Regions from separate parts of the Homo sapiens genome. Here region 1 is linked to region 2. Evidence: read pairs that join two places in POLR2A ChIA-PET (ENCODE). Cell type or tissue: Caco-2. All regions are shown on one strand. Each heading gives the region's core, and the rest is flanking DNA. Links, peaks and the distances in the headings are about the cores only. Region 1 overlaps PPP1CB (protein phosphatase 1 catalytic subunit beta). Region 2 has its middle 40 kb from the start of FOSL2-AS1.

Region 1 (16,119 bases), core at 1,148-9,147, 320 kb after region 2:
GTATGTACTTATATTTGGAAAATCATCAAAGAATATTGTAATGGGGGAGGGGTAATTCCTTTTTCTCAAAGTATGTGTCGGTATCTCAAACCCAAGTTCTGTGAGTACCTGTTCTGTAACTAAATACTGTGTATTTGCTCCAGATGTGAAAGCCATCCAGCAGTCTTAAGACTGAATAGGAAGCAAAAGTTTTACCAGGAACTCTTATTTACCTTTTCCTTTACTATCAAGTTATTCCTGGGAGGCCCCCTGGTGCCTGCAGTCAGTGTTCACTACCTAAGACTTTGTTTCAGATGTGAACATCTTGCTGGGTCTTTGAGAAATTTGCTTTGAAAATAATTGTATTTTGTAACTGTTTTATGAGGGAAATACAGTTAATTTAAAAATGTGTATGTCTTGTTTACATTTGGGAAGTAGAGGCCTACTCCTTTTTATTTTTTTTTTATTTTTATTTTTTGAGACGGAGTCTCACTCTGTCGCCCAGGCTGGAGTGCAATGGCACGGTCTCAGCTCACTGCAACCTCCGCCTCCCGGGTTCGAGCGATTCTTCCGCCTCAGCCTCCTGAGTAGCTGGGATTACAGGCACCCCGCCATCATGCCCGGCTAATTTTTTTTGTATTTTTGTAGAGACGGAGGTTTCACCATCTTGGCCTGGCTGGTCTTGAACTCCTGACCTCGTGATCCACCCGCTTCAGCCTCCCAAAGGGCTGGGATTACAGGCGTGAGCCATCGCGCCCGGCATATTTTTATATATTTTAAACTTTGCTTGTAAATTTAAATATTTTAAAAATATGTTTGTATCTCAATTTATTTATATTTTATTTCATTTTCCATATATTTTGTAGGCATAAAACAGATTTATGTTTTAAAATGTTTGTATCCTTTTAAATTAGACGCACCTTTATATGATTACAGGTACTTAAACTTCACGAGTGGGTTGTGCAAGGTTACTAGAAAAGACACTGGGGGAAAAATAAGTGATTCCATTTGTTTTTGTGAATTCAAATTAAATATTTGGTTTGTACAATCTGTTTTCCTTTTTTGGGGGGGCGGGGGGGGGGCGGGTAAGAATTGTAGTCCAGATACGTTTCTCTCTTAATTTAGCAAGCGTTAACAAGTTGACCTCCTCCTTGCCAGGCACCAGCAATCCTAAGATAAGACACAGTCTCTTCACTCAAGGAGCTCCCAGTCTAAACAAGTGTCTTTCAGGCTTTTTCAGCCTCCTCTCTGTCCTATGTTCAGCACACATTCTATCAGTACTTCTTCATCCTACAGAAGCATATTTAGTTTGACAGTGCCCCCAAGGGATTCTTAAATATTCTAGGTTTTTCAGCTCCTTCCCAGATCCAGACCTGTTGAAAGACTTGTCCAGAGCAGACTTGAATTTTCTAGTAAATAATTATTTTTAATCTTCAAAGAAAATTTTGTCCACCTGGATTTTCAGTGATATTAGATGCTAGTTAGTGATATTTTGTAAAGCTGCCTAGCAAGAATAACTATGGTTAGTGTTTTTAGTGTCAAATGAACGTGTAAGTAAAAATTTGGCAAGAATTTCTCTGCATTAGGGGAAAACATTCAGCAGGACCTGATCTCATTTTAAAATGCTGATTGTAGCCCCACAACATATTCCTGATTGTTTTTTCTTTTTTACTGTATTAAATCGCAGATCAGCTATACACACTTCTGGTGACTACATTTTATGAGTTGCTTTTTGTTTTTCTTTTTTAGGTGGGCGTATTATTGATAAGTTTTTTTTGTTTTTTGTTTTTTTGAGACGGAGTTTTGCGCTTGTCACCCAGGCTGGAGTGCGGTGGGGTGATGTTGGCTCACTGCAACCTCTGCCCCTGCAGGTCCAAGCGATTATTCTGCCTCAGCTTCCCAAGTAGCTGGGACTACAGCATGCCACCACGCCCCGGCTAATTTTGTATTTTTAGTAGTTTCACCATGTTGGCCTGGCTGGTCTCGAACTTTCCATCCTCAAGTGATCCACCCGCCTCGGCCTCCCAAAGTGCTGGGATTACAGGCATGTGCCACCGCGCCTGACCTTGATATGATATTTTCAAAGAGTCCTTTAGGTCATTTTAATACAAACATGCCATTTAATGTAAAACAGAAATATTGATTTTATTATTTGGACGGTGCATATTCTTTCGGTATGTTTTCTTGGATTAACTTTTGCTTAGAACTAAAAACCAAAGACTTCTACTTTATCCCCTGTAGTGACCCTGTTGGCCACATTCTTGTGGCTTACCATAGTGTTTTGATCATTTAAATTGAAGCTAGTTTGTATGAGTATTCTGGAAAATCCGGTAAAAGCTTCTTACTTAGATGAGTGGTTCTCAAAGAGGGGTGGGAAATGGGAGTATAGCAGAATCATCTGGGGAACTTCATTCAAACTATAAGTGCTAAGTTTATTTTGGAGGAAGTGAAGTGGAATGAGTAGAATCTAATGCATTTGGGAGGAGGTTAGTATGGAAAACTGCTGCTGGGTGAATAAGAGTGCCAGCTCTGTTCCCAACCACAGTCTTGATCCAGGTATTTAAAAACTGGGATGTGCCAGTTGATATAGTATGTCTATTATGTGTCATATATGTGATAATATGAAACTGTTTAGAATTTGCTTTTTCCTGATTATGAAAGGGCAGCATTCTTTCAAGAAGTCCCCTGTAATTCCACAATCCAGAGATAACCGTTGTTGAAATTTTGATATATTTTTGTTTAAAGATACTTAACATACTTTGTAAAATTCACATGCTTTACATCATTAGAATATTCTTTACATAGCTTTATGAGTTAATTTTTCATGTAGTATTACATCATGAACATTTTCCCTTGTCATTGAAATGTCTTCAAAAATACCGAAAAGCGATTTGCTGTGTGATAGAAAAGTTTTTCTTAAAGTATTTTTTAACATATTACCACGAAGCTGAACTTGACTATTACAATATGAGTTGTAGAATATTAGCACTGTGTAAAGTTCCATAGCAAAATGTGATTGTGTTACATTTTTGGCCCACTTACAGTTTTATGAAAATCGTGGGATGTGTTTGTACCTGTTTTGTTTTTTAAATTCATTTTTCATTTAACTTTGACCTGTCAGATGTCTGAATTTGTGACACTGCTTGTGATCTCTTAGTGCGTATCTCCCTTTTCTTTCTTGTGAAACAGGTATAGTACTCTTAAGATTTAGTTAGGCTGACAGACTACACTTTTAACTTTTCCTATTCAAGACAGGCTGGAATGCAGTGGCTTGATCATGGCTCACTGCAGCCTCGACTTCCTGGTCTCAATCGATCCTTCTGCCTCAACCTCCCTAGTGGATGGGACCACAGGCACATGACACCTTGGCTGGCTAATTTTTTTTATTTTGGTAGAGACGGGGTCTCCCTATGTTGGTTGCCCAGTCTGGTCTTGAACCCTTGTGCTCAAGCAATCCTCCAGCCTTGGCTTCCCAAAGTGTTGGGATTACAGGTGCGAGGTGCTGCGCCCAGCCTGTAGTGTCCTTTTGAAGGTTAAAAAAAATGAATGGATTTGAAAAATGAAATCGATTAATGAAAGCATATTAAAGCCCTCCATTTTAAAATGACAGCTTTATCCAGATATAATTCACATACCATACAGTTTGCCTATTTAGAGGATATGATTTTTAGTATACTATAGAGTTGTGCAGCCATCACCACAGTGAACTGTATAATATTTTCAAACACATATACCCCCCAAAAAACCCTGTTCCCGGTAGCAGACACCCCATTTCTCTCCATTCCCTCCCGGCCCCCACTAATCTACTTTTTTTTGTCTCTTAGATTTGCCTATTCTGGACGTTTCATGCAAGTGAAATCATACAATATGTTGTCTTTTGTGACTGGTTTCTTTTAATGTTTTTAACATTCATCTTTGTTGTAGTATGTATCAGTACTTTATTCCTTTTATGGCTGAATAATATTCCATTGTATGTATACACCACATTTTTAATTCATTCATCAGTTGATGGACATTTTGTTTTCTTTCGGCTATTGTGAATACTTGTAGTGCTGCTATCAACATTTGTGTAGAAGTTTTTTTTTGTGGGCATATACTTTCAATTCCGTTGGGTATATAGCTGGGAGTGAGATTTCTAGGTCATATGGTAGCCCTATGTTTAACTTTTTGATGAGCTGCCAGGTTGTTTAAGGCCTCTTTACTGATTAAATTGTTTAATTCTGACCCAGCAACCTAAAGGTTAGGTGGTTGGAAAGAAGTGTCAGTTGTTGCCGACAACCTCCACTTCTGTAGGGAAGGTGTTTTGTGTGGATGTGCAGCTAGACTTGTTAGAAAAAAGAGCATGTTGGGGAGTGGGGGAGATCACCCGAGGAATATTTTATCTCCTTGATTCTTCTGGATGAGATACTAGAGGAGACATAAGGTCGTGGCATATTTTTTAACTGATTCAGAGATTAGGTGTTTGTTTTCTCTGAATTAAGTTCAGCAAGTAAGGGAAACTGACAGTTTGAAGAAGTAGCCCAGAGGTGTTTTTATTTTGCTATCTGAATGCAGACCTGGAGCTTTTCTGGTAAATATCTAAATCCAAGATGAAGATTCGTTGGGATTTAATACATTATTTAAATTGAGTCTAGAGACAAAGCCACATTAAGAGTCAGGATTAGTGGGGAAGATAGTTGCATCTAGTAGGTCTTTTTCTTCCTTATTCTCCACGTTTATTACTTTTAAAAGAGTATACATTCCAATGCCATGCATTTTTAATTTTTTTTAATTAATTTTTTTTTTTTTTGGAGGCAGGGTCTGGCTCTGTCACCCGGTTGGAGTGCAGTGGCATGAACATGGCTCACCTGCAGCCTCAACCTTCTGGGCTCAAGTGATCCTTCTACCTCAGCCTCACAAGTAGCTGGGACCACAGGCATGCACCACTAATTAAAAAAAATTGGTAGACACAGAATCTTACTTTGTTGCCCAGGCCAGTCTCAGAGTTCTGGGATTACAGGCACCCAGCCCCATTTTCAAACATTTCTAACAGGTAAAGTAATACAGGTATGAAGGAATGTTAAGATTCTTAGAAATACTGACTTAAATTCTGTTATGTATTTCTGAAAGGTTATTCTCGAATGTTGGTGGCATATAGGGAGGCAAGGGGAAGAAATAGTTTGTAAATGTCAGTAGGTTTAGCAGTGGTGTGGTAGATGGGGATTCCCAGTGGAGTCTTCTAGGATTTGTGATTGGATACAGATTGATACCCTTAGGCAGCAGCCACTGCTTCTAGCAGCTTTAAATAGCCATTTCAAGGCTTATTCAAGTATAAATAACCAGTAGCCAGTTTTTTCCTGATTTGATAGAGGAAGTCAGTCCTTGGTCTAGATGGGTACTTGTCATACAGTAGGAAAAAGGGCGGGGGCAGTTGTCCTTTATTCTGCCTCTGCACTATTCACATGTGGAGCACAGTGATTTGTGAGAGTATGTATAACCTTCGTGAACATCACTGGCCTCAGAACCCTCCCTTGCCAAATTTACCTGCATCTGTGCAAAGACAAGTGGAGATATTGATGATATGTGCATATCCCAGAGGGAATAGCGTTTGCTTTTTGATGCATGCCCACCCTTGCATAATTGGGAGGTTTTAACATAGCATATTTCACCATAAAGGAATTTTATTCTAAGAATGTTAATCAGAATATCCCTAAGTAACAGAAGTTCCCATCTGGTCAGTTGCAAGGTGACCAAAACACTTTCTTGGTTTGAGTATAGTCATATGTTCTGTCAAATGATGTTTTGGTCAACAGTGGACTTCATGTAAGGTAGTTAGTGGTCCTGTAAGATTAGAATGGAACTGAGAAATTCCTGTCACTTAGTGACATCATAGGCATAATGTCATAGTGCAATGCATTACTCTTGTTTGTGGTAGTGCTGGTGTAAACCTATTGCACTGCCAGTTGTGTAAAAGTACAACAGGCCACGCGTGGTGGCTCATGCCTGTAGTCCCAGCACTTTGGGAGGCCAAGGCAGGTGGACCACTTGAGGTCAGGAGTTCGAGACCAGCCTGGCCAACATGGTGAAACCCCATCTCTACTAAAAATACAAAAATTAGCTGGGCTTGGTGGCATGCATATGCCTGTAATCCCAGTTACTCAGGAGGCTGAGGCAGGAGAATCACTTGAACCTGGGAGGTGGAGGTTGCAGTGAGCAAAGATTGCACCACTGCTCTCCAGCCTGGGCGAAAGAGTGAGACTGCATCTCCAAAAAAAAAAAAAAAAAAAAAAAAAAGTATAACACAATTATATAGAGTACATAATACTTGATAATGGTAATAAACAGCTATGTTATATATTTACCTTTTTTTTTTCTTTTTTTTGAGACAGAGTTTCGCTCTTGTTGCCCAGGCTGGAGTGCAGTGACGCGATCTCAGTTCACCACAACCTCTGCCTCTCAGGTTCAAGTGATTCTCCTGCCTCAGCCTCCTGAGTAGCTGGGATTATAGGCGTGCACCACCACACCTGGCTAATTTTTTGTATTTTTAGTAGAGACGGGGTTTCACCGTGTTAGCCAGGATGGTATTGATCTCCCGACCTCAGGTGATCCGCCTGCCTCGGCCTCCCAAAGTGTTGGGATTACAGGCTTGAGTCACTACGCAGGGCCCTGGAATATATTCTTATTTTAAAAAACTAGTTAAAACCGACTCAGGCATGTCCTTCAGGTGGCATTCCAGGAAAAAAAGCTTCGTTATCCTGGGAGGTGATGGCTCCATGCATGTTACTGCCCCTGAAGACCTTCCAGTGAAGATGTGGAGGCGGAATATAGTGTTACTGATGATCCTGACTCTGTAGGCCTAGGCTAATGTGTGTGTATATGGCTTAGTTTTTAACAAAAGTTTAAAAAGTGAAAAATATTTTTAAAAATAGGAAAAGGCTTAATAGGATAAGGATATAAAGAAAATATTGTACAGCTGTATGATATGCTTTTGTTTTAAGCTAATCGTTACTAGAAAATTCAAAATGTTTAAAAATTTTTTTAAGTTTCTAAAGTAAAAAATGTTAAGTAAGCAAAGGTTAATTTATTCTTGAAGAAAGAAAAATATTTTTATCTTTATTACTGTATATACATTGTGCCTTTTCTGTGTTTAGATATGTTTAGATATACAAGCACATTGTGTTACAGTAGCCTGCAGTATTCAGTACAGTAACATACTGTGCATCATGCTTTGTAGCCTAAGAGCAATAGACTATACCATCTAGGTTTGTGTAAGTCCACTCTGTGATGTTTGCACAACAACAAAATCACCTCACTGTGCATCTCTCAGGAAGTTTCCCTTTGGTAAATGATGCATAACTGGACTTGTCTGACACCATTTTAACCTTCCCCCTAGTCCTACCTCTCATTCTCAAGATTTGGAGAAATCAAAATCTAAGTTTTCATAATAAAAGGTTAGGTATATTGGGTGTTACATAGCTTTCACTAATGTCATATCTAGCAGTTGTAATCACGTATTTTAAAACTTTAAATAGTAAATTAAGAAGGAATCTTTATAGGTACTTGTATGTTTCCTCAATGTGGTTTGAATTGAGCGTTTTATTTAAATTACTATCAAATACTTGAGCCAAACTAGCGAGACAAAAAGACCAGACCTTTTCTTTTTTCCGAGATGGAGTCTCACACTGTTGTCCAGGCTGGAGTGCAGTGGTGCAGTCTCGGCTCACTGCAGCCTCCGCCTCCTGGGTTCTAGCGATTCTCCTGCCTCAGCCTCCTGAGTAGCTGGGATTACAGGCGCCTGCCACCATGCCCAGCTAATTTTCTGTATTTTTAGTAGTAGAGATGGGATTTCACTAAATCTCGAACACCTGACCTTGTGATTTGCCCACCTTGGCCTCCCAAATTGCTGGGATTACTGGGGTGAGCCACCGCGCCCGGCCGAGACCAGACTTCTGAGGGGGAGAAACTTGCAAACCTGTCAGTGAGAAAGAGTGAGGTCTGATTTTAGATGACAGAAAGGAATAGCTTTTGTGAATTTCGGACTCCCAACTACTAGAATTATGTGAATCCTGAATGATAATCAGATGTTTACTCAGTTAAGTGTTTACTCAAATATTAATAAGTATTGATACATTGGGATGCCATCTTATATAATGATTAACGACACAGATTCTGGGTGTATTTCAGCCCCAGTTTCTTCTGCATATATGATAGTAAGTGCCTTCAAACAATTCTTGACACATTAAAGGTCAGAAAATGTTAGCCGTCATTATTGCTTAGTACAAACCTGAGCTAGGAAATACTAACAGAGAGCTCTTTGTGCCACTGAGTCCTGGAACTTCCCCATACTAATTTTGAGAAGGCTTTCTTGTAAGTATGTGACAGATACTGTTTCCTCCACTTTCTGTTTATTGCATATAACCACTATTCTTGTATGTAAGTACGTATAACAGTTTCTTTACTATTCCCATTATTCAGCGTTTATAATCTGGTTTGACATATCAGTGTTGGTGCTGAGAGGGAAAGGTATTTCTAGGTAGGATAAAATGGTGAAAAGTGATTTAACACTGTTGTATGCTTGCTTTTGGCCAGGAACTATAGGGCAGTGTATCTTAAACTTTGAGTCTTGAGACCCTCTTACACTCAAATTCTCCATATATGTAAAGAATTGAAAACGAGCTTTTATTTATGTGAGGTATTTAACAATATTGCATTAGAAGTTAAAACTGAGAATTTAAAAATTTCTGTTCTCGGCCGGGCATGGTAGCTCACACGTGTAATCTCAGCACTTTGGGAGGCCGAGGCGGGTGGAATTGCTTGAGGCCAGGAGTTCAAGACCAGCCTGGGCAACATGGTGAAACCCCATCTCCTAAAAATATAAAAAAGTTAGCTGGGCGTGATGTCACATGCCTGTATTCCCAGCTACTTGGGAGGCTGAGGCACAAGAATTGCTTGAATCTGGGAGGCAGAGGTTGCAGTGAGCTGAGATTGCGCCACTGCACTCCAGCCTGGGCGACAGAGTGAGACTGTGTCTCTAAATAAATAAATAAATATCTGTTCTTTAAGTAGCAACATATTACATTTTAGCATAAATGTTTTTTATGAAGATAACTTTTCTAAAGCAAAAATGTGAGAAGTGCCATCATTTTATGCAAATCTAATGTCTTTTTAACAGAAGACAGCTGAATTCACATCTCTGTTTTGTTTCAGTCTTTTGATACCTTGTTTTAGTTGAATATGAAGAAAGTCTGTAGTCCTACAGATACGTAGTTAGAAAAAGGAGGAGTAGTTTAATAGCTGTTCTAGATAATTGTGGGTATTCTCTGATGTTTATACCAAAAATCAGCAAGTGGTGGTTTTTTAAAGGTGAATTTTAAAAGAGATGTGGAATCTGAAATTATATCCATGAATTTTTATGTTCTCTTACATTAAAATCCATTGATCTTTCTTGTACTTTAAATGGATCTTACACATGACTTTATAATACGCGTTGTTCATTTGGATAATATTGATTCAGCTGAGTTATGCAGATGTCCAGATGTTGAAACAGCTTATTATCTAATACAGTATCCAGAAATGACATTTGTTAATGTTACAAGATCTCATCAGAAGAGTCCTTAATTATGGAGAAGCTGTCAGATTCATGGTGCTGATTACAAGGTTTCTAGAATTTTAGTTTGTAACTTGAAAGCTTGAATTTTATCATTGGCAACAAGTACTGTCAGTTGTTTTCCTTGAAATGACAGGGTCACTTTGTTCATGTTCACGTGTATCTGTTGAATATCTAAGTCTGAATAACCATAGTTTGTCAGTTAATACTTTCCAGTAAAAGTGTTTAGTGAAAAAAAGTGTCTAGGTCTGCTTGGAACTAAAACAGTCACAGGAGTGCTTTCCTTTGCGACAACCATTGTACTTTGGGATGGAGCAGGAGTGCTTTGTGGGCATTTCCATTTTATCATGTAGATTATTAAAGAGATGTATTCAAAGATTGAAGTTTAATAAAATTGATCATTTGTACTGCTTTACCAAAGGGCATACATGAAGCTGCCTTTTTTGTGTTTCACTGCATGTGTGTTGCAATGAACAACACAGTGACTGACTACCAGTGGGGTTTGGTGCCACTGACTTGGTGTGTACTGAGACACTTAACAGTTTTACCCATCCTTGCTTTTGTATTATCAAAGCAGATGTCAGTGCAGTGGAAAAAAAAAAAGTCCTTTATTCCTGAAATGTCTAGCCCTCACCTATATCTGTCACTTTTCTTCTTCACTCTTTTCTCATTATACTTGCTATTTGTTTACCAATGTACCTGAAATGACTTTTTACTTATGCTTTGTGAATTCATGAAAGCCATGGGCCTTCTCAGAAAAATATTTTTACATATACACAATATTACAGACAATTTGTGGTACTATACAGAGCCACTAAAGGCCATTTTGGTCTCTGAATCCACGTTAGTTATTCTTTTGTTTTGAGACGGAGTCTCACTTTGTCACCCAGGCTGGAGTGCAGTGGCACCATCTCAGCTCACTGCAACCTCTGCCTCCCGGGTTGAAGCGATTCTCCTGCCTCAGCCTCCCGAGTAATCTGGGATTACAGGTGCGCGCCACCACACCTGGCTTATTTTCGTATTTTTAGTAGAGACGGGGTTTCAGCATGTTGGTCAGGCTGGTCTTGAACTGACCTCCTGATCCGCCCACCTTAGCCTCCCAGAATGCTGGGATTACAGGCATGAGCCACCATGCCCGGCCCACATTAATTATTGTTAACAGGCAGTCCTAAGATGAGAGGGAAGTACAGCAGCTGCCTAATTTTTTTTCACTTAAAACCGTGTGTGTGTTGTGTGCATAGAGAAAGATGGGGAGGAAAGGAAGACAGAGTGGGAGAGGGAGAAGAAAAGCAAGAGAGAAAGAATGAAAAAGCAAAGGGGGCTGGACGTGGTGGCTCACGCCTGTAATCCCAGCACTTTGGGAGGCCGAGGCAGGCGGATCACGAGGTCAGGAGATCGAGACCATCCTAGCTAACATGCTGAAATCCCGTCTCTACTTAAAATACAAAAAATTAGCTGGGCATAGTAGCACCCACCTATAATCCCAGCTACTCGGGAGGCTGAGGCAGGAGAATGGCGTGAACCCGGGAGGCAGAGCTTGCAGTGAGCTGAGATTGTGCCACTGCACTCGAGCCTAGGCAACAGGGCGAGACTCCATCTCAAAAAAAAAAAAAAAGAGAGACTCCACATTTTAGCCAATTGTAGAATTTTTATTTTTCTGCCTTTTTGTTGCTTAAAAGCAGGCTTTTGTGCTAAATATGGAGAAAATGCTAGGAAAAAATTAGGATGTCTAGATTTAACTGCCATTAATTAGTATGTAATCTTGGGGGTGGGGGTTGAGTAAGAGTTAGAATACCAGTGGTCAGTGAAGATTACTAAGATTTTATGAGGCCAAGGCGAGTGGATCACTTGAGGTCAGGAGTTCGAGCCTGGGCACATGGCGAAACCCCGTCTCTACTAAAAATACAAAAAATTAGCTGGGCATGGTGGCACACACCTGTAATCCCACCTACCCAGTAGATTGAGGTAGGAGATTCACCTGAAGCCAGGAGGTGGAGGTTTCAGTGAGCCAAGATCATGCCATTATACTCCAGCCTGGGTGACAGAGAGACCCTGTCTCAAAAAAAAAAAATTTATGAGACACCGTGCATAGGTGTTGGAATTAGTGCTTTTTTCTTGCCATCTTTTCTGTTTTAGAGAGGTAATGATAAGTAAGAACTTGCTGGGGAAAGTAGCATAAGGTTAGTGAAAAGTAAAATTTAGTATACACACAACACACAGACACATATATATCACATACCCTTGGATATGTGCGTTGGAAAGACAAACCTGCAATGGAAAAGTTTTTACACTGATATAAAATGTGAAATATAATGGTTGAGTAAAGGACAGAATTCTTTTGGGAGAGGATACACATTTTGCTTAATTGAGATTCAAAGTTAATGTTCTCTGTCATCAAAACTGATTGCAAGTGGTCATCTCTTGATGCTGATCTGTAGTGAGATTCTATGTATTTCATCTTAGAAGATGTCTTTTTACACAGGGACATACTGCATATTCATCACTTGGAAAGCATTTATAGAATTCTCCTGATACTTGCCTTTCAGCATGTCATTACATTGCAGATTAATCACTTCCAGTAGAGGGTTAGGTGGAAGCTCCTCGGCTGCACAGTTAAATGGATTTTGATATATGGAAATTTTTTTTGCGCTTGAGTCAAGGTTTGAAGAATGCTAGTTTGAGTTTGAAAAAATGTATCTGCTGCAAAATTGTGTGGGAATGAAGATCTCACTTGTCTTAACTTGGCAGCACGGGTTATGTATAAAGCAGTTTGCTGACTGGGTATGGTGGCTCGCGCCTTTAATCCCAGCACTTTGGGAGGCGGAGGCAGGAGGATCACTTGAGTTCAGCAGTTTGAGACCTGCCTGGGCAACATAGTGAGACCTTGTCTTTATAGAAAATTAAATTAGCCAGGTGTGGTGGCATGTGCCTATAGTCCCAGCTACTTGGGAGGCTGAGGCAGGAGAATGTCTTGAGCCAGTAGGCTGTAGTGAGCCTCATTACACCACTGCACTCTGGCCTGGGCAATAAAGCAAGACCACATCTCAAAAAGTAAAAAATTAAAAAATAAAGCAACTTGCTTTAATTCAGACAGTATTAGTTGTCAGAATGACTTACCACAATGGAAGTTTCTCATATATTTTTTTGCCTTATAATTTTAGGCTGAATTTATTAGAAAACATTTAGGGGAGCTTTCATTCTATTTTGTAGAATAGAGGCTACCTCGAATTAAAAGGGGAAAAATTACTAGATCTGCCGCAAAATTTAATTTCTAAAACTCTTCTGTGTTTGGTAATAGTGATTGAGGGTGGTGGTTCTTGTTTAGAAAAAATTCAGTATCAGCCCTGAATGCAAATAAATTACAATAAAGCTGTCACTGCTAAGCCATCAAAATCCTGTGTGGTTGGCCAAATGAGGATATTCAGCTTTTATTACTAACAAATAGTCATGTAACTGACAGTGGTTAAGTTCATTAGAGCAAATGAAGTTGACCATTGATGCCTGTGGTTCAGTAATACCTGATTAAGATATTTTTCCACAAAAAAACTGCACCAGACTTCAAACATCCTACATTTTCTCAGACTTTGTAAAATAGTCCAACTAAGTATTTTTCTACTTTACCATCATCAGTTGTGACATATCTTAGCAGATTACACTTCAGGTTGTACTAAAATAGTTTTTCTCAGCTGCTTTGAGAATATTCTTGCCTCTAGTTGTTCCACATAGATTATTTATAGAGGGTAACTTTTCAGTCACTTCGAATGAGGATTGGCTCCCCAAATAACAAGTATTGGTAATACCTGTCATCGAGAGCCAAGGAACACCACTCAGAACCATTTGGCTTGTTTTTTAATTGTTTACTAATTTTGCTCCCAGTGTTCTCAACTCTTCAAGCACCGTTTTTACAGAAAGGCTAATGGCGTTTAAAAGTTTATTGTCTCAGCTGGGGTGGTGGCTCACGCCTGTAATCCCAGCACTTTGGGAGGCCAAGGCAGGCAGATCACGAGGTCAGGAGATTGAGATCATCCTGGCTAACATGGTGAAACCCCGTCTCTACTAAAAATACAAAAAATTAGCCGGGCGTGGTGGCGGGCACCTGTGGTCCCAGCTACTTGGGAGGCTGAGGCAGGAGAATCGCGTGAACCAGGGAGGCAGAGCTTGCAGTGAGCCGAGATCACACCACTGCAGTCCAGCCTGGGCAACAGAGCAAGACTCCATCTCAAAAAAAAAAAAAAGTTTATTGTCTCAAAAAATACATAGTTCTTCAGCTTTTCCAATCAGATACAATTTAATTAACCCACCATTGATAAATGACTTAACTTGGCTAACAAATGGGCCACTTGGAAACTTGAGTTGCAGACTCATTTTTATTTTTGTGAAGAAATTCTGCTGTGATGAGATTTCATTTTAATTTTTTAAAAAGTTCCCTTACCATTGCTTTACTATGAATTGGGAATGCTGTGGTGAGTGCTCCATCTGGTAACATCAGTATATGTTGTGGTTTTTTTTTTAGCACAGCTACATAATGACTACAATGCCTTAGCACCCAATTAAATAACATAATCCACACTTTATTGTGTCTTAAAAACACAACATTCAAAGTTCACTTTTTTTGCTTTGACATGATGAGTATGCACTGGTAGTAAAAGTAAATAAAATGTTGCAGTACAGCAATAATCGTGACACCCATGACGCTGCCAGGTTGTAACTGCATCTGTATAATTTGTGATGCACCGAAAAGCAGTGTGAAGTGATGAGAGTACCATATGTAGTCCATCACAACTGCTCAGCTCTGCCATTGTAGCATGAATGTGTCCAGTGATAAATAAGTGGCTATGCTTCATTAAACTTTATGGCCACCAAAATTTGAGTTTCATATAATTTTTATATGTCACAGAGGATTCTTTTGTTTTGCTTTTTTGCAATCATTTAAAAAATGTAAAAAATTATTCTTAGGCCCCTAGCCATGCAAACACTGGCATTGGGCTAGATTTGACCCCTTGGCCTTAGTTTGCTGAATACTGGTGTAGTTTTTCTGCCTTTCCTAATGTAAACATGATTGTAGAAAGATAACCTTACTGGAAGTCAGGAAACCTTGGTGCTCCCACCAAAGTTGTGTGACTGATTAAGTCAGGTGAAATAAATTGGGATTAGGAGCCATGGTGTCTAGTCCTTGACAAGTCATTCCTCAATTTTTTTAATGTAATCACCTGAATTTCTAGTGTATGCATAATCACATTTTGTGTGCCTCTCGGCAGCCATTCCATTGTTGAAGAGGCAGCCAACACAGAAAATTGTTGAGGGGTTTTGATCTTTGACAAGGGAAGCGTATAGTGTGAGCTCACCAGTCACCCTGGCTTTTTTCCCTGGAGACATTTCCTAGTTTGTGGCATAGGGGAAATAGATCCCAAATAAAAAGTGACGGTCTCACTGGGCTAAGGAAGAAAGGTGGAAGTTTGGGGCCACTAAAGCAATTGAAGCTTAAGTCCAGGAGAGGAGAGAACCACATAAAATCTAACCTCAAAATCTGCAGTCAGGTCCCTCTAAAGTCATTGACTGACTTCAGAGGTACACATAAGCAAGAGAAGAAACCCAGCAGAAAACAGTAGCTGAAAAGCTAAAGATCTGAGCAGACATTTCAGTATCTAATGCCAGAGAGGCAAAAATGGAAGTTCAAATCCTGCCAAGTTAGAGGGGCCTTATTACACCCTGAGTTTTCCACTGTGGCCCCATCATGACCACTGCCTAAGATTGAAGGCAAAACTAAAACAGACCAGCCCTCAGGAAAATGAGTTACTGCTGTGCTGCTGCTAAAAGGAAACAGCCTTCTTTGGAGAAAGGTATTATCTAAAACTTCTACAATTTTGTATCCATAATTCAGTATTTCATTCACCAAAATAGGATATGCTGTTTTGGACAAGCTAATGAAACTGAATTGACCAAAAACCAATAGAAATTATCTAGTGCTGACAGAAAAAAAAAAGTGTACAGAAGAAAGCATGAGAGACTTATGTATTGCTGATAGACAGTGGAAAGGTCTATCATGTATAATAGGAATCCCAGAAAGAGAGGAGATAGACATACAATGGGATGGAAATATTGACTAATAATTTTCCAAAACAGAGATATCCAAGCACATATTAAAGAAGCTGTGTGATTCCAAGCAGGGTAAATAGAGAGAAAACCATATTGAACATAGCTGCTAGAAATCCAAGAGAAAGAGAAAATGTTAAATGCTGTCAGAAGAAAAAATTCATTATCTTCAGGGAACAATAATATGAATGATGGCTGATCTATCACCTGAAACTGTGGAAGACAGAAGACAATAGAATGGTGTTCTCTTTAAAGCACTGAAAGAAAAAAAATGACAACCTAGAATTCTTTATTTATTTTGAGATGGAGTTTTGCTCGTGTGGCCGAGGCTTGGAGTGCAATGGCGTGATCTTGGCTAACTGCAACCTCTGCCTCCCGGGTTCAAGCGATTCTCCTGCTTCAGCCTCCCGAGTAGCTGGGATTACAGGCATGTGCCACCACGCCTGGCTAATTTTGTATTT
Region 2 (16,119 bases), core at 5,393-13,392:
CCTCACCTCCAGGCTGAATTAGTTGTCTCTCCTCTGGGTCCCCTGGCTCTCTGTAAAACTGCTAGTGTTGCCTTATCACAGTTTTAATGACACTTAACCTGTCTCTCCCCGCTGCTAGCCTATGGGCTATTTGTTGAATGCATCTATGACTCCTCAAAGTACTCTGCTAAGGGTAATTAAAAGGAATAGGATGTTATGAATTAGATGAAAAATAAAAATCAAACACTATTGGAATTAACTGTTTTTTTCCTTCAAAGCAACTGATGACATTGATATGAAATTGGAAATATTTAACCGTTTGCAAATTCTTTTTATGCTAATAGAGCCAACATTTCAACAGCTATTACTTCACTTTTTATTTGTGTAATGAGAAAATTTAGAATTAAAAATGTACAAAATTGAAAAAAAAAAAAAGGAATAGGAGGCTGAGTATGGTGGCTCATGCCTGTGATCCCAGCACATTGGGAGGCAGAGGCAGGAGGATCACTTGAGGCCAAGAATTCGAGACCAGCCTGGGCAACATGGCGAAACTCAGTCTCTACAAAAAACAAGTTTTAAAAATTAGTTGGCCGTAGTGGTGCATGCTGTAGTCCCAGCTACTCAGGAGGCTGAGGTGGGAGTGTCACTTGAGCCTGGGAGGTTGAGGCTGCAGTGAGCTACGGTCACGTCACTGCACTCCAGCCTGGGCAACAGAGTGAGTCCCTTTTTCAAAAAATAAAAAAGAGAAATAGGAAATAGCATAGAATGGAGGAGCTGAGCCACAGGTGCTGCTGGTGGGCGCACAGGGCAAGGTGGACAAGGGACGGGGAGGGAGACAAAGGCAGAAGAGGTCCCTTCTCCTCCTCCTTCCTCAGGGAGTAATGGAAAATAACTTGGACCCAGACACAAAAGGCCACATGTTGTATGATTCCATTTATTCCATTACCAGACTGGGTAAACCCAAAGAGACAGAACACAGATTGGTGGCTGTCCGGGGCTAGGAAGAGGGCGAAAAGCGACACTGGCTGCTTAACAGGGATGGGGTTTCTCTTTGGAGTGATGAGAGTGTTGGAACTAGATAAAAGTGGTAGCTGCACAGCGTCGTGAATGTGCTAAATGCCACTGAATTGTTCACTTTAAAATGGTCAATTTCGTTGTTTTTTATTTATTTTGTGGAGATGGGCTTTCTCCATGTTGGCCAGGCTGGTCTCGAACTCCTGGCCTCATGTCATTCACCCACCTTGGTCTCCCAAAGTGCTGGGATTACAGGCATGAGCCACCATGCCTGGCCTAAAATGGTTAATTTTTATGTTATGTGAATTTCGCATCAAAAAGAGACAAAGAAAGAGCTTGGATCTGGAGAGAGGGGAGCGCCATGGGGGCCTTTTCCTCTCCTAGTCCCTGATGACGTTCCAGTGACTCCTCAGATTCTGGGGCTGGCCGGGTCTCTTCTGACTAGAAAGAGGGCCTTGCAGAGCCACCCGGGTCCTCTCTTGGCACAGGTAAGCTTGGACAACTGGACATTGGCCCCTGCGCATGCCAGGGCACTGCAAGAGCATCGCAAGCTTCTCAGACACAGGACCTGGATGGATGACAGTCTTTCCTTCATGGAGCAGAAGAAGGATGCCTCAGGAAGCTTCTGCACCAAGAATGAGGCCTCAAAAGCAAGGGTCAGGAAATGTGGGAGTGTTTGTAAGGGCATGGGATTGGCTTGTCTAGCTGAGGGGACAGTGTGGTCAAACAGAAACTACCCAGAGTATGGAACCAGAAGTGCTGCTCTACCAACTAATAGTTGTGTAATCTTAAGCAAGTCACTTTCATCTGTGATTTAAAATAAAAGTCTCGGCCGGGTGCAGTGGCTCACACCTGTAATCCCAGCATTTTGGGAGGCCAAGGCTGCCAGATCGTTGAGCTCAGGAGTTTGAGAGCAGCCTGGGCAACATGGCAAAAACCCATCTCTACAAAAAATACAAAAAATAGCAGAGCATGGTGGTGTGTGCCTGTAGTCCCAGCTACTTGGGGGACAGAGGCAGGAGGATCACTTGGGCCCAGGAGATTGAGGCCGCAGTGAGCCATGTTTGGGCCACTGCACCCCAGTCTGGATGACAAAGCAAAATCCTGTCTCAAAAAATAAAATAAAATAAAGTTTCATTCATTGCCAGTGGGAATGCAAAACAGAACAAATACTTTGGAAGACAGTTTGGTGGTTTTTCACAAAATTAAACATATTGTTACCAGGCGACTCAGCAATTATGCTCCTTGGTATTTACCCAAAGGAACTGAAAATGTACATCCACACAGAAACCTGCACACCAATTTTATAGCAGCTTTATTCACAATTGCTAAAACTTAGACGCTACAAGGATGACCCTCAGTAGATGCTGAATAAATAAACTGGGGTATATCCAGACAATGGAATACTATTCAGTATTCAGTGCTACAAAAAAAAAAAAATATGAGCCATGAAACCACAAAAAGACATGGAAAAAACTTAACTGCATGTCTGTAAGTGAGGGAATCCTAGTGTAAACTGTGGAATCCAGGTGATAATGATAAGTCAGTGCAGGTTCATTGATGGAAAGAAATGCACCACTCTGGTTGGAGCTGTTGACAGTGGAGGACCCTATGCACGTGTGTGGGCAGGGAGTATCTGGGATCACTCTGTACTTTCTGCTTAATTTTGCTGTGAACCTAAAACCACTCTAAAAAATAAAGGCTATTTTTAAAAGTTGGTTTGAGACCAGCCTGGGCAATATGGTGGGACCCCATCTTTATAAAAAAATTTAAAAAGTTAGCCAGGTATGCTGATGTGCCACTTGTAATACTAGCTACTCGGGAGGCTGAGGCAGGAGGATCACTTGAGCCTGAGAGATCAAGGCTGCTGTGAACTGGGATTTGGCACCACTGCACCCAGCCTGGGCAACAGAGTACGACCCTGTCTCAAAAAAAAAAAAAAAAAAAAAAAAATCGGACCTGAAAAAGAGAAAATAAAAGCTGTTGGTTTTGAGTGCTTACTCTGCAGCAGTGCAAAGCATTGCACACCCACTCTGTTTTTAGTCCCCACAATTACCTCCAGGTTATACATGAGAAAAAAACAGGCTCCGACAAATGGGTGACTTGTCCAAGGCTACCCATCTGGTCATCGAGGAGCCACAGAGGACTCTGCAGTGCCTGCTGTTGGTCACCTTTCTGCCTCGGTTGACCACCAAAATGATGAAAATAGTAATATCCCCTGCTGGTTGGCTGTGAGCATTAAATGAGCCTTGGACAAAAAGGCCCTTTGTAGAGGTTTTCATAGGAGTTATTGTTTTATTAAATGGATGATTAGGAAGTTGCTGTGTGAAGAATGTATGGACTAAGCTTTTGCAAAGGAGGGCTCAGTTTAAACTCAAGCCAGCATGCTATTGCTGAGATGTGAGAAATAGATGACAATCAGTAGCCCTTCTTAGACAAGTCAAAAGACCTCTGGAGCCTGCAAGAGCAAGCAACAGTGTGGGTTGTGGAGGCCACAGGGCTCCTACTGCTCCATGTCATGCAGGGCCTGATGGTGGACTAGGGCCATCTCTGCCTATCCCCTGTGCACAAAGCTGAGAGCCCAAGCCCTCAAGCAGCGGTGAGGTGGAGTGCAAAGGAACCTAGGCAACCTCTCTCAATTTTTCATGCTGAGGATGGAGCACATAACTGGCCCAGAGGGATCCCAGCTGGGAGTTTTAGCAGGTGCTTTGGAACTGGCCATTCCAGGGTTTAAAGTCCTTATTTGTTGAGTGACCTTGAACACGTTACTTAACCTCCTTGAACTTTCATTTTCTCATCTGCAAAATGAGGATAATAATATCTATTTCATAGGGTTGTCATAAGGATTACATGAGATAATGTGCTAAAGTCACTCAAATATAGTAAGTGCTGCAGGGTGGTTAATGCTATCATTATGTAGTCGTTGTCCTTATTATAACAAGAGGAAGGGTAAACCCAGAGAGTTGAAGCAATTTGTCCAAGGCCACACAGTAGCTAGCTGCAGGCCTGGGCTTCCTCCGGGGTCACGATTTCCACCCCTTCCTAAGTCGGGGCTTTTCTGAGAATCCTTAACAGGTCAGATGAACTGATAGTCTGCACCTCACGCCCTAAGTGCTGCCTCTCTACACCTTTTGACAATGGCATTAGAACACCACAGGCTGCCACTGCTTCCAGCTCAGCCACTAATGCACCACTTGCCAGGCAAACTGTGGAGGTTTTGTTGAGCTGCTCTGCACTGATCCCCTGCCCTCTTCCTGGGAGAGGGTCCTTCCTGTGGGAGGTAGCTGTGCTCCCGAGTGGGTCAGCATACCTGTCCATCTCCATGAGCCATTGGAGGATTCTGAAGGCCCTGGCATGCTGGTCCTGCAGCCAGAATCAGTATCCAGATCCATCCCCTACAACCTGCCTCTCCAGAGTGGAACCAAACCCATCAGTATTTCTGACTTTGTGACGCCTACTTCCACCTTCTCAGCAGGGCTTCCTGGCACACAGATGTTTTCACAATGGCCCCTGAGATAATGAAAGACACCTCGGCATTGTGACACAGAGCTAAGGAGCTCTGGCCCATATGAGGCTGTCTCTGATGCCCAACCCTGGGCATTTGGTGACCAGCAGGTGTGCTCGGCTCAGCCCTGGGAGGATCTCCCTGTTTAGTGTCTCTGCTACTCTGGAACCCCACCTCCTCCTGTCCTCTCCTCTCACACCAGGGGCCGTGCTTCTGGCATTTCAGAGCCCCCAGCCTCATAACCACCACCCCAGAGCCAGCACTCCTTTCCTCCCTGGGCAGTAGGCCACACATGGGCCCTGGGAGCAGGTGTAAGAGGGTGACTGGTTGAGAGTGGCACTGGGTAGTGTGGAAACCCTGAAGGGGCCCTTGCCTGCCAGGCGCAGCTGGGAGATCCCTGAAGGGGCCACAAGGAATTGCCACTAGCACCGAAGCAGCCTCACCATGCGCCAGCTGTTCTATGCACTTAACACACAGCAGCCTATGTAGTAGACACTATCATTACCCTCACTTTAGAGATGGGAAAATCGAGGAAGGGGCTAAATAGCTGGTCCAAGGGCACACAGCTTGAGACTGACAGAACAGAGATCTGAGCCCATCATGGGAGCCAGCATGCCATTGGCACCCTGCAGATGGTACCCCCTAATCCAATCCCGCTCACCCCACCATCTCTCTCTGCCACAGACAGATCTGTTATATCTGCAGCTGCATCCTCAAGACATGTGCTGTCTCTCCAAGTCAGGACAAGCTCATGAGGTGGATGGCCACTGGTTGAAGTCCCTCAGCCTGCTTTCCCCACCAGCGGGCCCAGCACCCCCACCTAACCCACGCCTGGCCCTGGCTTGGATACCATACCCTTCAAGGATTTTATGCAGAGCACCTTGCTGCCAGGATGACCTGGGCCAGGTCTGTGGCCACTTGCCTGGGGCACCTCTTGGAGATCACTTGTCGACCCTTAGGCACCAGGTCCAGGGTCAGGGTCCCTGGGAAGCTCCCTTGGCCCCAAGTCCTATTAGGCTGCCTAAGTCTTTTCTGGAACTTAGACCTGCCTTGGGGCAGAACTGGTGGATGGGGCCATAAGAAGCCCAGAAGTGTCTGGGGATAGCGTGGGGAGGGTGTTCCTCCAGCTCTGGCCCTACCCCTCCCAGCCTGCATCTGCTGCTCTAACGGTAGACCCTGCCCCAAGCCCCTGCCTCCTTTTCTCATGCTTCTCATCCATTCCGGACCCTCTCTCCTCCCATAAATCATACAGCCAAGGTTCATTTATACCCAGTGAGGAAATGCCTACAAAACCGCTCAGCTTGGGGCCTGGCAGCCTGCGGCTCCAGGTAGGAGCTTCCCTTCCCTTTGCCTTTATCTCTCCACGTGGCTGGCCATGGTCAAGTGGCAGATTCCTACCTCCAGCCTCTACTCCACATCACCTACACTGCCAGATAAAGGGCAGACTCCTTTTGAGCCGTGGTCATCTGCAATACTTTTCTCCCTTCCCTCTACCTGGAGAACTCCTTCTTCTCCGGAAGAACTCAGCAGAAGTGTCACTTCCTCCAAAGCCTTCCAGGGTGCCCCAGGCAGTGGGCGGCTCCTGCCCCAGTGGCCACAGTGCTCTGCCCACACTGCCTAGAATACTTACGGAGAGCTTTTGGTACTGGCGATTTATTTGATGACTCTAGCCGGGGCCCCACAAAGATGAGTACATGTGTCTTCTTTTTTTCTTTGGATTACTTACCAAAAATTTTTAAAAATCGTAAAAATAATTAATGAACAAGACGCATGTTATAAAAAATGTTTTTAAATGCACAGTGTGAAGCCCCAGAAAATGCCATGGTTAATAGTTTTGTCAGTTTCATTCTGTCTGTATTTATTTTCTCTGTAGAAATTTATTTGATTTTTTTTACATAAACAAGATCGATCTATATGCATTTGTCCTACAGCTTGCTTTTCTCACTTTATAATACATTGTGTGTGTGACAGAGTAATGCTTCCCCAAATATGTACACATCCTAATCCCCCAAATCTTTGAATATGTTATCCTAAATGACAAAAGTACCCTCGCAGATGTCACTGAATTAAGGCTCTTAAGATGGGAAAGTTACCCTGATAATCAGGGAGGGTCTGATATAATCCTGTGGATCCTTAGAGAGGCAGGAGGGCCAGAGAAAAATTTGAAGATGCTATACTGTTGACTTTGAAGACGGAGGAAGCGCCCATAAGCCAAGGAATGCAGGCAGCCTCTGGAAGCTGAAAAAGGCAAGAAATGGACTCTCCCCTGGAGCCTCCAGAAGAAATGCAGCACTGCAGATACCTTTATTTTAGCCCAAGGAGACTCTTGACTTATGTAAACAGCACACATTTATGGTTCTAGGATCTCCTAGAACCATAAGGTAATAAACTTGTGTTTAAGCTGGTACAGCTGTGGTAACTTGTTATAGCAGCAATCAGAAACTAATACAGTGTGAGTATACAATGGAGGGAAAGAATGTTGATGGTGGTAGTAGTTAGCATTTATTGCGTATTGTATGCCAGATACTGTTCTAGTGCTTTATGTGGTGTATTAATCTACTAAGGCTGCCACAACAAAACACCATAGACCAGAGGCTTAAACAACAGAAATGTATCCGTGCAGAGTGCTGGAGGCTGGAAGTCCAAGATCAAGGTGCTGTCAGGGTTGGTTGATCCTGGGGCCCCACTCCTTGGCTTGCAGATGGCAGCTTTCTTGCTGCCTCTTCCCATAGTTGTCCCTCCGTTTGTGGGCACCCTAATGTCTCTTCCTCTCCTTTTATAAGGACACAGTTAGGATGTATTAGGGCCCACCCTAATACAGTTTAACATATTCACCTTGCTTAGGTCCTGTCTCTAAATACTATCACATTCTGAAGTACTGGGGGTTAAGATTTCAATACATGAATTTGGAGCAGGAGCGTCCACAATTCAGCCCACAACATGTGGATTACATCATTCAGTGTCCACAATAACCCACTAAAATAGAATAGATAAGAAAAGTGAAGCACAGAGTGTTTGAGTTAGTTGCTGAAATTTATACAGCAAGTAAGTGGTCACGCCAAGTCTGGGAATTGCCTGTTCATATCCTTTGCCCACTTTTCTATGAGGTAGTTTTCTGTTCTTTTTGGTTTGCAGGTGCATGAGTCAGCATTTATTGAAGGAAGGAATGAGTGGGAACAGTTAGTACTAGTCCTAGAAGAACATGGGAGAGGCTGGGCCGAGGCTGGAGTTCGGTCATGCTCCCCCTGCAACCCCGACTGGCAGTGAATGCCTCCAGAGGAAAACTGAAAACCAAGTGGGAGGTGGGGGCGTGCAGAGGGCTGGGGAAAGGGAAGGTGTCACTCTCTATTCACCAACCGAGCACAGCCCTGGGAGGCTTTCTGGAGGTAGGGGATGTTCTGGTCCATTTTCTCACCCTCAGGAAACTGTGGCCAACTTTAGTAGCTTGGGGTGTCCAAGCCACAAAAAGCTCTCAGTTCTGAGAAGTATGCACAGAGCGCTGTTGCCACGGGGGCAGGAGCCTCACTGCCTGGGGGATCCTAGAAAGCTTGGGGTGTCCCTATTACATTGCTGGGATGCTACTATCAAATCCCTGCACCTGAAATTCCAGGTTCCAGATTCGGGTACTCAGATGTCCCAAGAGAACTCCTCCCAGCATGAAAGATCTGTCCAGTCCAGCTGCAAAGGAGAGATGGCCAGTGACCTGCCAACTGTCTCCTGGATGCAGGTGGCCGGCCAGAACACATGGCCAAGACAGGGCTTGCCTCCACCCACCTCACAACTCATTTTGTTTACTGTGATGAAGAGGACAGCTGCCGATGGGGCCCAGGCAGGTCTCTGGCTGGCCGCCCAAATCAATGGGAATGTCCAAATTGTTTTTCAGGGAGAGCAGAGAGTGAAGGCTTCAAAGCGCTCAGCCCTCAGAGTGTGGAGCTCCAGAAGTTCCTTCCTGTGTCAGCCTTTTGGCTTGCTGTGGCCCAAGGACTAACACACACATGTACACACACACACACACACACACACACACACACACACACACACACACACCCTGCTTCTTGACTCCTTCTCCCAACTCCATTCCAGTCGTTAACAGCAGAAGGTAGAGACACTCTGACAACTCCATCCTGATTAAACATGCCCCATAGAAGGGCATCAGGAGTCTGAATAGAAGCTGAAATAGTTCCTGTTTCAGATCATGGGCTCTTGGCAAATAAGTGGCACCCCTGGCATAAAGAAGTGTGAATATCTTTCACCCCATTCTTCCCACTCAACTATCCAGTGGTTGAATTTCCTCTATAACATTCCTAGGACAGAATGGTTACCCAGGCTTTGCTTGAACTCCCCCAGTGATGGGGAGCTTACCACCTTCCAAAGTAACATACCTGGCAATTCTTGAGGCAGGAGGGTTCGTTCTTACCCTGGTCCTTCCTTATGCCATCCCATCTGTTTCCTGCTTGGTCGCCACAGGTGACCGTATTTGAAGACAGCTAACAGCTCTGTTTCTTTATGAGGAAACAGTGCGGGGTTTAGCAGGAGGATATAAATTCAGTCATTTCACACTTTAGGGAAGGTTTTCCCTGAGTTTCTGACCCACTACAGAGAGGCCATCCTTCTCTGTGGGCCCACATGTGGGCCCAGGACAACAGTGGAATGGATCTCTGGGCCCTTTTGACTGTAGACCACATAGCCTCGCTAGCTGGGAGGGACTCAGCCCACTGTCTGGGTGCTGGTGGAGCTTTTCTGGGTCCCTAGGGCCTGGAGAGAGGGACTCCATGCTCTGAAGAGAATGCTGTACTTGGAATCTGACCTCCAGACTAGCAGGCCTGTTTCTTTCTACTTCCCAGTTGGGATCTTGTAAGCAAGCTGCTGAAACTCCCTGAGCTTTAGTTTTCTCATCTATGAAATGGAGAAATATCTATTGTCTTTTTATGAGGATCGGATGACATCACTTATGGGAAAATACCTTATAAACCAAAACACAGTCTACAAATGATTAACCAGTCTAAATGGTAAGTGAAGGAGCTTGTGGAGTTTGGAGCTTGGAATTTCTTTGTCCCAAGTCTTGCTGGTGGGTGAATGTCTGGAGCAGAGTTGGTTTTAGGAGGACTTTGGATTCTTCTTCAAGCCTTGTGGATGTTTCCTGGTACCCCGGGGTTCCCCAGTGCAGGGCTCAGACCTGTTCATCCTGCGTGACCCCTGGCCCACATAAGGCCTCTCTGTGAGGGGACTCTAGGTCCAAACCCACAAGATCAAGTTTGGGGTGGAGGTCAGGCAGGTGGAGCCAGACGGGGCCTTCTGTTCTCCTCCCCTCTCAGGTGCCCCAGGGCTGCCAGCCCAGATCTGCACCTGCACAACCTCTGTTCATTGCGGCCCGCCATCACTCCCTGCCCAGCCTTTAATTTAGACAGAGGTGAATTCTAATCCCCTAATTAGAATGGACTTTAATGAGAGGAGCAATGGAGGGATCGGGAGTCGGGGAACCCAGACTAATGACAGTGGAGGAACTCTGAAGTGAGAGGATCTCTTTTAATCCAACCCCCTCATTGAACAGATGAGGCCCCAGGAGTGGGCAGAGGCCGGGCTAGCTGGTTCCCCTGGAGTCTCCTGTCTGAGCCAGGGCTCTCCCCTGCAGCCTGCTGCTTCTCGTGGTCTCTCTGTGCAGACTCCTAGCCTTCAAGCCTGCGGTCGTGGCTCTAGCCTGGCTCTCTGGATGGGCCGAGTCCCGTGACCGGGTGGGGATGGCCGCAGCCCTCGCCCTCCTGGAATCACAGGAGCAGGAAGGGCAGGAGCCTCCATAAATAGCAGCGTGTTGCCACCTGCCCAACCCCAATCCGGTTCATCCTGACTTAGCAGAAGCACTCGTGAGATGTCCTCCCAGGCAGGGATGGGCCAGGCAGCCTGTGCTTCCTCATGCCACACGGTGCCCCGAGGGTGGGAGTGCTGCAAACAAAGGGCATCCTGCCAAAGGGCCTTGGAGCGGGCAGGTAGTGCGGCAGCCCCTGAGGAGGAAGGAGAGCGAGGTCTGGATTTTCTGGGGGTGGGTGGTGTGAGCTAAGGTGGGGGGCAGGCAGCTTGTTTCAGGCAGGGCACAGGCCCACCCCGAGGTGGCAGCGTGGATCCCAGGGTGGGGGTGGGGGGAGGCGGGCAGCCGCACAGGCCGGCAGGGTCCTCTGCCCAGGTGTGGGGAAGGTGCTGGGCTATGCCTGGCAGCCTCCTCTCTCTCCATCTCCAACTGCCCTGTCCTCTCTGCCTGGGCTCCCAGCTATAAAGCAGGAACAAGCCTCATCCCTTACCTGCCTGAGGGGACATTGAGCAGGAGTGAGATAATGTCTGCTGCAGCTCAGCCTTCCACTGAACGAGGCAGTCTCTAGACGGAGTCTAATTTTACTGCCTAGAGCTCAGCCAGCTCCCTCTGGGGGCCCCTTGCTGCTCCCTGGCCCCTTCTGCAGGATCCACAGGCCCAACCTTGGCTTGGCTGTGGGAGGATCCCGAGGGCCAGCGCCCAGCTCTTGGGCCCGAGGCCTGGGCCTAGATTCATTCTTTCATAGCCCATTGTTCAGGGTTCAAGGAGCCGCCCACCCACCCGCCCCTGGCATTCTGGTTAAACCAGGAGTCTGGGCGGCCAGGCGTGGCCTGGGCCTAATGAGCAGGGTGTGCCCGGAGGAGTTGTTAGGAGCAGGGCGACAGCTGTGGGCAGGTTCCTACCCACCACGTGGGCGGGTGGCTTGCACAACAGCCCCCTGCGCGTTGGCGTGCTGCACGGCATTCTTGCCATGTGTTTATTTTTTAAAAACAAATGCTCAACGTTGGTGGGAGTGGTGAAGATATTTCTAAATGTTTCAAAGACATTGTGTTAACATGTTTTAAACCCCGAAGTCTATTGTCTTAGGAAAGTTGGTGCAAGTCTGTAGGATTTCCACCAGTCACAAAGAAGGCAGAATGCCAAAATCATAACAGGTAACCCCTTCCCCATGATTTTCAAAAGGAGGAATCTTCCAGAGTCACTTGGGGATTATGGGCAGGTGGCCCCACCAGGGCCGTCCTCCATGCCTGGTCTGTGGAGGAGGAGCTCCCTGCTCTCAGGGCAAACACAAGTGCATCCCAGCCGCTGGTTTCCTCTCCTGGGCTTGTTGACAGGAGGGTGGAATTCCAGGCCTGCTTGGTTTTCATGCATGGGGCTGTTAACTAGGATCCCTGGCAGCTCGAGGAGTTTTGGACCAAATCAATCCTCCAAGTAATGACCAGGCGAACTCAAGGCACTGTCTGTGTGTCACTGTGTATCTGGGACAGCCTTTGCTGTATTTGAGAGAAGCCGGTCTCCTGCCTTGCAGCAGAGCGTAGTTTGGTTGGTAGTTGGGGGTGGGTCATCCTGTTGTTGAAGTACCTCTTTGTGCCCCTGGAGACTTGCATTCTGGGTCCTGCTGTTAGTTGGGAGGTTTCCAGCTTAGAAACATTGTGGTCATCAGACGCCTTAATGGGAAAGCTGTAGCGAGGACAAGGGCAGGTGGGCCTAAGAAGAAGAGAGGTTGGAAGGATGTATCCTCGCATTCCAGATGGATGCCGCACAGGTCTAACAGCACAGAGGGAGAATCTGGAAACACCAGACTGCAGAGTTGGGTGGGACCCAGCATGGAGGGTGTTCCTCTAGTATCTCTGTCCAATATCATAATCGCCCAGGCCGCAGTGAGAGCATGGGCTAAAATTCACGCAGTCATTTCCTTCATGAGATAGCTTTGCAGATCACTGTGGTTGACTCGTGGGATACAGAAAGGTCAAGCCATTCTTGAAAGATCTCTTGTCAACACAACATCCCATCTAGCTCGAGTTCAGATCTCTTATGTGAGCCCCTGACGCTGCGGACCTGCCCCCCCGGCCATCACTCATCCAGCCTTCACAGGGCAGCAGGTGGCCACCATCTCCTCGGCTGAAAATGCCCTTGGAATGAAATGTACACCTCTTCAGTGCCCCCAACCCCTCCCTCCCTCACCGCTCCCATCTAAGCCACTCACTGTGCTCCGGACAAAATGGCCTCCTGCAGGCTGTTGCACATGATATGCTAAGCCTTCCCTTCCGTCTGCCTCTGCAATACACTGTCATTGCTATTCTTATCCCTATTTTTCCTATTTATTTCAGAAAAATTAAAATCCTACCTTCCCTGTTCTGGAAAGCATTCTTGCACCATGCCCTTCAAGACTGACTCAGTGGAGGGGGCTGCTGGAAGGAGCTGGAAGTTATATTGTTAGGGAGGGGACAGCCATGAGTTGGGAGGTCAGAATAGAAAATCTAAAAGTATTTTCAGTCTTGCAAGTAAGACAACTATCTATTGTGACGAAAAGAGTGACGTCACTTAGTGTGAGACCTTGGGCAAGTTCACCCCGCTTTCTGAGCCTCAAATTCCCCATCTCCAAATTGGGAACCATGAATCCCACCTCTCAGGGGCTTGTGAGGACCCACGGATGTGACCCTCATGAAAGTCTGGACCTGACACGAGGGAGATACATCATGAGCATCAGCCCTCCTTCCCCATCCCACAGGCCAGGAGCATCTGTCAGTGCCCCAGTGCTGACTCTCCAGGGCACTCTTCGGACTGAGGAGGAGGCAGAGGGCCTCATCAGCGGGGGCAGGGGGACCAGGAGGACTGGATGTTAACAAATTGCCCAGCACCAGTGGCCGTCATGTTTGTTTCTTAATTAGGCCGAGTTAATGAATGTCGTGGCTCGTGATTCACTGCTTTGGAGGATATATCCCTTTCTGTTTGCCTTCCTCTCACCTGGGCCTGACAGCTGCCACCCCCACGCCACCACCCTCCACACTCCTCTGCCACACAGCAGGCCTTGGAGTCAGCCCACCTGCCGGAGGGGGTGGCCATACTCAGTCTTGGGCCCCCAGCCCTGCTCCATCAGGGTTCCTGGACTGGCAGAGCCAGAGGGGACAATGGAGAGCCCCCATCAGTGCTGAGGAACTCAGCGTAGAACGCCCTGAGCTAGGCCCTCCCCTGAGCCCCGCTTTACTTTCACAGGTGGCAGGGCGGGCAACGGCCGCACGGGTGTTAGCAACAGAGTCCAGGCCAGCGGGCTGAGGCCCTGGACAGGTGTCGGGAGCCAGACTCATGACGCTTCCCCCACCTGCCCCCTTCCCTCTGCCCGCTACAGACAACACACGCCTGAAGCAGGGCTGAGCCCTGGGCGCAGTGGATAAGGCCTCTCCTTTTCGTCCATACAAACCTCTAGGGGACTTGCCATGCTTGTGGGGAGCCAGGTTGTCAGAAAATGGGCTCATGGGTGAGGTCTCCTGAAACTTCTAGCTTCTCCTGGGAGACCAGGGAGGGCAGAGATTTTAAAGTTTAAAAGGGTCCACATGTTCCTCAGTCTGAGAACCAGGCAGTCCTACGGAGAGGCCAGGGCTCAGCACTCACTCACTTCTTCAATGCCACCTTCCATACCCACTGTTTAAGAAGTCACCACCTTGGGCCTGAGCTGGGGGTGCTGTAGAGTGGAGCAGGGGCAAGCTGAGGGGGACAGAGGTCTAGCGGCAATTCTGGTGGAGAGTAAGCTCAACCTCTGGACAACCCAAAGACATTTCCTCCATGTGCCTTCCTCCAATGCCACTTTTTATTTTCTGAATTGTCTGCAAGGAGAGTGAGATGTTGGGCACTGCAGCCAGAAAGACCTTGTCCTCTGCCTGGGACAGAGGGAAGGACGGGCCAGAACCAACATCCTTGTCAGGGAGACTCAGGGCAACTGGGACCGAAGAGCTTCAGGGTTCAGCGTCCCCACCGGCTGGCCCCTCCACCAAGCAGGTTTGCAGGAAGACAGCATGACGCAGGAGGAACACAGTCACCTTAAAAGGCACCTGTTGACTCCCTAAGGTGCCTGGGCTCAGGGTGTGGGGTGGGGATGGGGGAGGGAAAAAGTGAAAAAGATCCAATATGGAGACACAAGAAACCAGGCTCTTTGGGAAGAAATTCATCAGGAAGTAGTTCTGGAACGTCTTTCTCCCAGTAAGCAGCACAAGCCATGCAGGCATTTGGAGGGGAGAACTTCTGCCCTCCAAACCCATGATGGTGCCATATGGAAAGTGATGATGCCACTGGAAGGCACCAATTGCCACTGGACAGGACACTGTGGTGTCTTGAGAGCAAGAGCACCAGCCTGTTTTTTATTTTATTTTATTTATTTTATTTTATTCTGGTTAACTATATAAAAGATTTATCTTGCCTCTTTTATTTTAATAAACTAGATAAATATTGTATTAAGAAATCAAGTTGTTGGCTGGGTGCAGTGGCTCACACCTGTAATCCCAACACTTTGGGAGGCGAAGGTAGGCAGATCACCTGAGGTCAGGAGTTCGAGACCAGCCTGGCCAACATGGTGAAACCCTGTCTCTACTAAAAGTACAAAAATTAGCTGGATGTGGTGGTGCACACTTGTAATCCCAGCTACTCGGGAGGCTGAGGCAGGCGAATCGCTTGAACCCAGGAGGTGGAGGTTGCAGTGAGCCGAGATCGTACCACTGCACTCTAGCCTGGGCGACAGAGGGAAACTCCGTCTCAAAAAAAAAAAAAAAAAAAAAAAAAGAAATCAAGTTGTTTGTGTTTAAATACTCACGAGTAAGGTTTGTTAGGTTTTATGTGCTAGCATTTTTTAAAATTTTTTATTTTTAAAATGTAATAAAATACACATAACATAAAATGTACTATCTCTTCCATCTTAAGAGTACAGTTCAGTCACATTAAGTATATTCACATTGTATGCAACCAATCGCTTTTTCATCTTAGGAAACTGAAACTCTGTACCCATTAAACAAAAACTCCCCATTTTCCCCTCTCTTCTGCCCCTGGCAACTGTTTTTGTGTGTGTGTGTTTTATTTGTTTTTTTGTTTGTTTGTTTGTTTTTGAGGTGTACTCTAGAGACACTGAGATGCGTCGATCTTAAGTGTAAAACTCACTGAGTTTTGACAGACGTGTACACCCATGCAACCACAATTCCAATCAAGATATAGCATATTTGCTTCACTCCACTAGGTTGCCTTTTTACCTTCTTCATCAATCTCCAACCCCACCCTGAGGCAACCAACGTTCTGATTTCTATCATCACAGATCCTTTTTGGAATCATCTCATATGCACTCTTTTGTGTTGGCTTCTTTCTTCCACACAGTGTTGACATTTGTCCATGTTGCATTGTTTGTTCATTTTTATTGTTCAGTAGTGTTCCATTGTATGAAGAAACCACAATGTATTTATCTACTTATCTACCTGTTCATGGTCATGTGGGTAATTTCCAATTTTTGCTAATAAAGGAATAAAACTGCTATGGATATTTTTGGACAAGTTGTTTTTTGGGTGAAAATCTGTTTTTATTTCTCTTGGGGCAATACTTGGTTGTGGAATTGGTGAATCATAGGGTTGGTGTATGTTTAACTTTCTAAGAATCTGCCAAACTGTTTTCCAAAATGGTTGTACCATTTTGTGCCCTCACCAGTGTGTGTTACAGTTGCTTCACGTCCTCACCAGCATTTGCTATTGTTGGTCATTTTCAGCTTAGCCATTCGAGTGGGTGTGAAATGTTACTGCTGTGGTTTTAATTTGCATCTCCTGATTAAGCACAATGAGGCTGAGCA

What was found. Peaks named below come from ENCODE experiments on the same cell type or tissue, not always from the same donor. Only the 100,000 strongest peaks of a DNase experiment are listed, where the experiment ranks them.
Region 1: POLR2A ChIA-PET joins it to region 2 with 5 read pairs; 3 of 35 experiments call an interaction of 5 or more read pairs at or near these places.

What each region holds. Positions count from the first base shown.
Region 1 is chr2:28,753,295-28,769,413 of GRCh38, forward strand. All of the region lies in intron 1 of PPP1CB (protein phosphatase 1 catalytic subunit beta), which reads left to right. Among named protein-coding and RNA genes, the nearest start is that of PPP1CB, 9.5 kb to the left of the region's middle. RefSeq lists a silencer at 1,880-2,093. In Caco-2, for the core only: no CTCF peak of the experiment used is centred there; no DNase peak of the experiment used is centred there.
Region 2 is chr2:28,426,486-28,442,604 of GRCh38, forward strand. No RefSeq gene overlaps it. Among named protein-coding and RNA genes, the nearest start is that of FOSL2-AS1, 40 kb to the left of the region's middle. RefSeq lists an enhancer at 13,397-13,896. In Caco-2, for the core only: no CTCF peak of the experiment used is centred there; DNase peaks (open chromatin) are centred at 9,700 and 10,388.